2 separate regions of the Homo sapiens genome follow, and region 2 is linked to region 1. Evidence: chromatin loops called from intact Hi-C (ENCODE). Cell type or tissue: endothelial cell of umbilical vein. All regions are shown on one strand. Each heading gives the region's core, and the rest is flanking DNA. Links, peaks and the distances in the headings are about the cores only.

Region 1 (2,921 bases), core at 143-2,642:
ATATGAAGGGTTAGAATTAGACATACCACTAAAATTCTGAGATCTCAGAATTATCAAAGCTGGAATTCTGTTCTATGGTCACACCCCACTGTGACCTTGATTGCTTAAGCATAACTAATACATTTTATTCTAAAATATCCCTATTTTGGAACACTAATTTGATCACCTATAAGGGTCTTTTAAATGGATATATAAAAGGGACTGTATATTAAAATTAGGAATACGTAAATACAATATATTCTGTACTTATACATTTGTACAATATATTCTGTAAAAATTTTGCCATTTGATTGTCAAGATAAATTTATTTAAAAGTTATTGGTCAGTGTGTTTCTAAGAGTCTTGAAGATCTCATGGGCTAGAATATAGTTTCATTCATGCACACATGTACCCACAAACATCAAATTGTTCCTATCTCTTAGAGAACATTTTCTGTAGATCCCCATGTACTATTTTGTATTTTCCTGTGTTTTCCAGTCATTAGTTCAACAAATAATCTGATGTGAAAAACATGCTGTGCCAATAAAATATTCTCAAACCCCCAACAAACCATTATGATAGTCTTATGTTATTTATTATCTTCCAGTTCTGGAGGCCATAGGGCTGTGTTCCTTTTTGGAGGCTTTTGAGGAGAATCTGTTTCCTTGCCTTTTCTAACTTCTAGAAGCCTCCTTCATTCCTTGCCCCACGACTTCCTTCCTCTGTCATCAAAGCCAGCAGCATAGCATCTTCAAATCTCTCTCTGACTCTTCTGCCTCCTTCTTTCCTTTATAAGGACCCTTGTGATTACATTGGCCCAAGCAGATAATCCAGGGTAATGTTTCCAGTTCAAGATGCTTAACTTAATCACACTTGCGAAGTCCCTTTTGTAATGTAAGGTTACATGTTCACAGCTTCAGGGGATTAAGACATGGACATCCTTGGAGGGGTACATTATTGTGCCTACCACAGATTTGCTCCTGAGTAAGACCTTGAATAGCATCCAGGCATTTGGCTCTCCCTACCTGACTTTTGTATGTGTTTGCAGACAGGAACTGTGATAAATTCCTACCAGTTATTACGGTCCCTTTCTTTCCCTCTCCTCACAAGTCTTTCCATACATTTAAAACAGGTCAGATAGCTGTTAGTGTTTATTTAAATGATGAATCTACTCTGGAGTGTTGTGGGAAAGTATTTAGTGAGGAAGACACCCCCACTCTTTGTGTCTGTCCTTGACAGCTGCATAAAGAGAATAAAACGTGACTCTTAAAGTACATCAGTAAAGAATTACATGATGCCAAACGATGACATGGGTCTTTGAAGCCATTTGAGAAAACGGATATGATTTGGTCCTTATGATTTTTCCTGGGGGAAATGTGAAAGTCTGAATTAGCAAATTCAAAGGGAGCCAGAGAGAGATCTTGAGGACAAGGCCAGTGGCTTCCCAGGTTCTGCATTTCCAGCCCTGAGCAGGGTGTTTGGCATGTCAGAGACGATTACTAAATGATTAGTGGATAAATGACTTACCAAAAGTATCCAAGGAACAGCTTAAGCCCTGGGAAAGATCTGGCCTTTGAAATGTGACCTGCAAAACAAAAATAATGGGTTTAATATCCTCAGGAAAGAGTACACCATCACATTCAGTTTTGTTTCTAACTGCTGACTCACACAGCCATTCCTCACTGATTACTGCTCCGTTGATGTAAAAGAAAACAAACCCCTGGTATCACTCTCCTCTGTCCTTATTTGAAAGATGAAATAGCACAACTGCTTCTCTGTTTATTTTGCTCACACATTACTATTGTTTAAATCACAATTTTCAAATTCATTTCTAGCTTAGTGGATTGATTTTTTATTACTCGTGCTGAGCAGTTGACAGTAATGATTTATTACATCTCTGGGATTTTGGCAGCTCCTTACCACTCATGGTTTAATTCACAGTTTTCCCTGATGGCTTTAGTGTCTGTGGTGTTTGCTCCTATAAAGTGATGCACCACTGGGAGATGTGTACTTCTGGCCCTGCACTCTGGCCCCGGTTTTCTTTTCTCCTTGCTCCGTGACTGTGTTGACTGGAAGGGGAGAGCACATTCATGAACGGGGGAAACCTGATGTTTTCTCCTGTCCTAAGACCTGCAGCTATTGTAGCTTTGTGCTACGTGCTGGAGGCTGGTCCGTTTGAAAGAGGCCAAGGGTGGAGCTGAGAGAGAAGGGTAAATGCACACATCTTAGGGAGATGGGCTACTTTTTAGGCTTCATAACAATGACAACAAATATAGCAACCCACTGTGCCAGCCACGAGGCATGTATTAGTACAGGCATTGGCAAATTATATCCTGTGGGCCAAATTTGGGCTACTACCTGTTTATGTAAATAAAGTTTTATTGGAACACAGCCACATCCGTTCATTTACCTAATGTCTATGGCTGCCTTCGTGCTGCAATGGCAGAGCTGAGTAGTTGCAGAGAGACTGTATGACCTATAAAGCCAAAATTATAAGCCCTTTTCAGAAAATATTTTCTGACCCTTAATCTTCATGAAATGACATAGGCTTTGGTAATATCAACACCAGTTTACAGAAGAGGAAATAGATACACTGAGATGATAAATAAAATGCCCAAAGTCTTACAGCTAGTATGAGGTGCAGAGACTGCGTCAGAAGCCAGCAGGTCTATGACATACTGCCTCGGATAGTTACTCAGAGAATGCAGTAATTGCTAAACCTGCCACATTACCGTGTCTGTCCTATTTCTTTAAATCCTCACAGGGTTTGGCTTTATGAAATCTTTCCAGACAATTGTCCATTGTCTAATGGCTTTGTGGGACTTTTAATTTTTTTAATTAAACATTTGTGGGATTTTTAACTTTTTAAAACTCAGAACTACCTAGTAATCGTTTGAATCATTTGTGTAGACTAGCAGTTCTTACCCTCAGCTACACAGTGG
Region 2 (2,921 bases), core at 216-2,715, 75 kb before region 1:
GTACCAGTCTTATTCCATTTTTCAGGTGCAGAAACTGAGTCACAGAGAGGTTGAAGTTATTTCTCCAAAGATTACATTGCCAGAAAGGGAAGGTTTTAGGTTCAAACTTGGAAGTCATCTATCTGACTCAAGATCTTTGATAGTTTGACAAACTATATATAAAAATTATAAAAATAACCCCATAGGAGATAAAGATGAGGCCAGATATTTCGTAGTGGTGGGGACATGTGTAGTGAGGGAAGTGCTAAGTCAAGTTGGAAGGGTATGGTAAGACCAACCTCACTTGTTCCCCTGATTCATATCCAATATTTTGAGTACTTTTATATTGAGCCATTAAATTACGCCCGAGGACATGTGCTTCGTGTGGTAAGTTCCTGCTTTGCTATATTTTCTAACCTAAAAGAACTGGTAAAAGACTCAACATGGAATGTGACACAGATGGTCTCTACTAAGGGATATTTCTACCAATGAAACAGGCTTGCCAGTTAGTTTCCAAGGCTCTGATTTGCTGATAATTCACACTCTCCCCTTTTGGCTTGGTTCCCTAGCCCATCTCTCAGTGCCTGCATATTTAAAGCTGTCCCTGTCAGAAGGGAAATTGTAGGTAGAAGAACTCCACTTCCTGGTAATCTGATGGTCATTAAAACATGGTCATTGACCAAAACCCTTAAGGCACAGAGCTCTTCAGTTGGCTTATGAACACACTTTTGAGAGGATTAACTGCAAAGCGTGTTTAATGGAGGGCAAATCAGTCAGTCACAGGCAACACAAATGGATGCAAGTTTTACATTCTGGAAAGCTTTCTTGGGAGGAAATGCCTGTCATACTATGCAACAGAGGTTGTTCATTGTCATTCAACATGGGAAATGCCACAATGCCTACATTTGGGCATTTAGCTCTTGTGGAGCAGATTTCTGAAGACACAAAGTGGTGAGAAGAAAACACTGTAAATTAAGCTGTCAAGTCCATGTGCTTAGCTTAACGTAAATACGCATATACTCTGTCATTAAAAGCTCAGTGATGCTCTTGACCACCAGAGGAGGAGGAGGAGGGAGGAGGAGAGGAGGGAGGAGGAGGAGGAGGAGGAGGAGGAGGAGGAGGAGGAGGCATTTTTCTGTGAGTTTCTAACTTAGGTTTCGTCTTTTCCAGAGTTTGCTTTTTCAATCGTAACATACTTTTCCTGCAATTTTCAGGATTCTGTAGCCAGCTTACTTGCATGCATCCATTCATTTATGCCTCCGTGCATGCATCCATTCATTTCTGTATTGGTTCTTTCAGCAAGTATTTGTTGTAATGCCAACTAAGTGCCAAATCTCTTAGTCATGTTTCCGTGTGACTGGGCCAACAGTTTTCCTGAAGCTTGGATAGTATTTTCCACCTAAATTTTCTTCCAAAGATGAATAACTGTATATTTGTTACACGATAATTATCAAATGTGTGTCTCTTTATTAAGCTTGTGGTATACAACAGACACAACATTTAAAAAGGCTATTTAATTTGCAACTTGTAAGGTAAACCAGCCTAAGTTAAAAGGCTCCCTTTGTTCCCCATTTGATAACTATGGTAATGCCTGGTCTTCCTCTCTCTTAACTTTTACATCTTTAGAGAAGGAAACCTTTGGCTCCTTTTTCTCATCTGCTTGCCTTGGTGCTGAACTCCCTGAGTTCATCCTGGCTTTACTGTTCTGTGACTTTGCTTTGATTTAAAGTGCTCATAGCTTCTTCATTCACAACAAGACTGCAGCTTCTCTCTCAGTTTCTGCCTCCATCAGCTGCCAGAGGAGGAGTCCTGTGCGGGATGGGGAGGGGAGAGAATGACACAGCATCTCCTCCTCATTTCCTTTCCTTGCATCCACTTCTCCCTCTCCCTCTCCTCCCACCTCTCCTCCCTCTTCTTTCTCCCTCCCTCTCGCACCTTTCCTCCCCCTCCTTCTTCCTCCTCTGTCTTTCTTCTTTCTTGCTTATTTTTCTACTAGGCAGAAAAATAAGAAGAGGAGGAAAAGTATCTCACACAAGGTGTTTTAGATGGATAGAGTAATTTTCTCATTCCTTCCCACACCCTTCTCTCTTTCTCTTCTAAAAGAATAAATGACTTTATTTCTTTTAGCTCACCCACCTCAATCCCTTTCATCTTGATTTACCTGTTGGGGTGGAAGAAGCAGAGCTGGATATAGCTTCACTAACGGGTAATACTTTTCTTGGTAGTTCTAGCAAGAGGTTACCAACACAAAAATTTATAACCTCAATAATAGAGTTATTCAGAAGCAGTTTTTTTTACAGACCCTGTATGAGTCACACAGAGCAAAAACACTTCGCTGACATTTAAACGATATTTTAAAGCAAGATTTAAACTGTTTTCCTTACACTCATTATCAATGTTAGGATATTTTCTCAGTACTATTGCAGAATTTGTGCTGATCTATCCACACAGTTGCAACTGCGTTCCCCTTGAGACCAAGGATACATTCTGACAAGGTGGTAAAGATAGAAGCTAAGAGGACCACTTAAAAATCACTTAAAACTTGTAGATTTTTAACTGATTCAGTCAAACAGCTATATTGATACTATTTGGTCACTTGCTTACCATGAAAATATCCCTGAACAACTTGGATTTATAATGCATGATTTAATAGGTCAGCGCTCAAAAGAAAATAATCCAGGGTTGTAAACAATATTTTGACTGTCAACTAAATTTAAATATATCCATTACTGGAATCTTATTCAATGGTTTTAAACACAGATATATATTTTAATTTAAAGTAGTACATTTTAAAATATGAAATTTCCTTTATGGTCAAATATTTAAATCCTTGTAAAATTTAAAATATTACCACTGAATTTGAATAATCATCTTAAACCTTTGGGCCTTTTGATTTTCCCTGAGAGAATTAAAAACGTGTTTTAAAGAAATAGGTAGAAATG

Evidence for each region. A loop is a pair of places that touch in the nucleus more often than their neighbours do. Peaks named below come from ENCODE experiments on the same cell type or tissue, not always from the same donor. Only the 100,000 strongest peaks of a DNase experiment are listed, where the experiment ranks them.
Region 2: a loop joins it to region 1, with 3 times the contacts of the local background. A loop is called at or near these places in 2 of 110 quality-filtered maps.

What each region holds. Positions count from the first base shown.
Region 1 is chrX:22,388,157-22,391,077 of GRCh38, forward strand. PTCHD1-AS (PTCHD1 and PHEX antisense RNA) reads right to left here. Exons shown (of 12, transcript NR_073010.2): 5 at 1,507-1,564. Among named protein-coding and RNA genes, the nearest start is that of CBLL2, 120 kb to the left of the region's middle. In endothelial cell of umbilical vein, for the core only: no CTCF peak of the experiment used is centred there; a DNase peak (open chromatin) is centred at 1,585; H3K27ac peaks cover 2,182 bases.
Region 2 is chrX:22,313,112-22,316,032 of GRCh38, forward strand. The region is part of intron 5 of PTCHD1-AS (PTCHD1 and PHEX antisense RNA); the gene reads right to left. Among named protein-coding and RNA genes, the nearest start is that of CBLL2, 42 kb to the left of the region's middle. In endothelial cell of umbilical vein, for the core only: no CTCF peak of the experiment used is centred there; DNase peaks (open chromatin) are centred at 810 and 1,330; H3K27ac peaks cover 2,232 bases.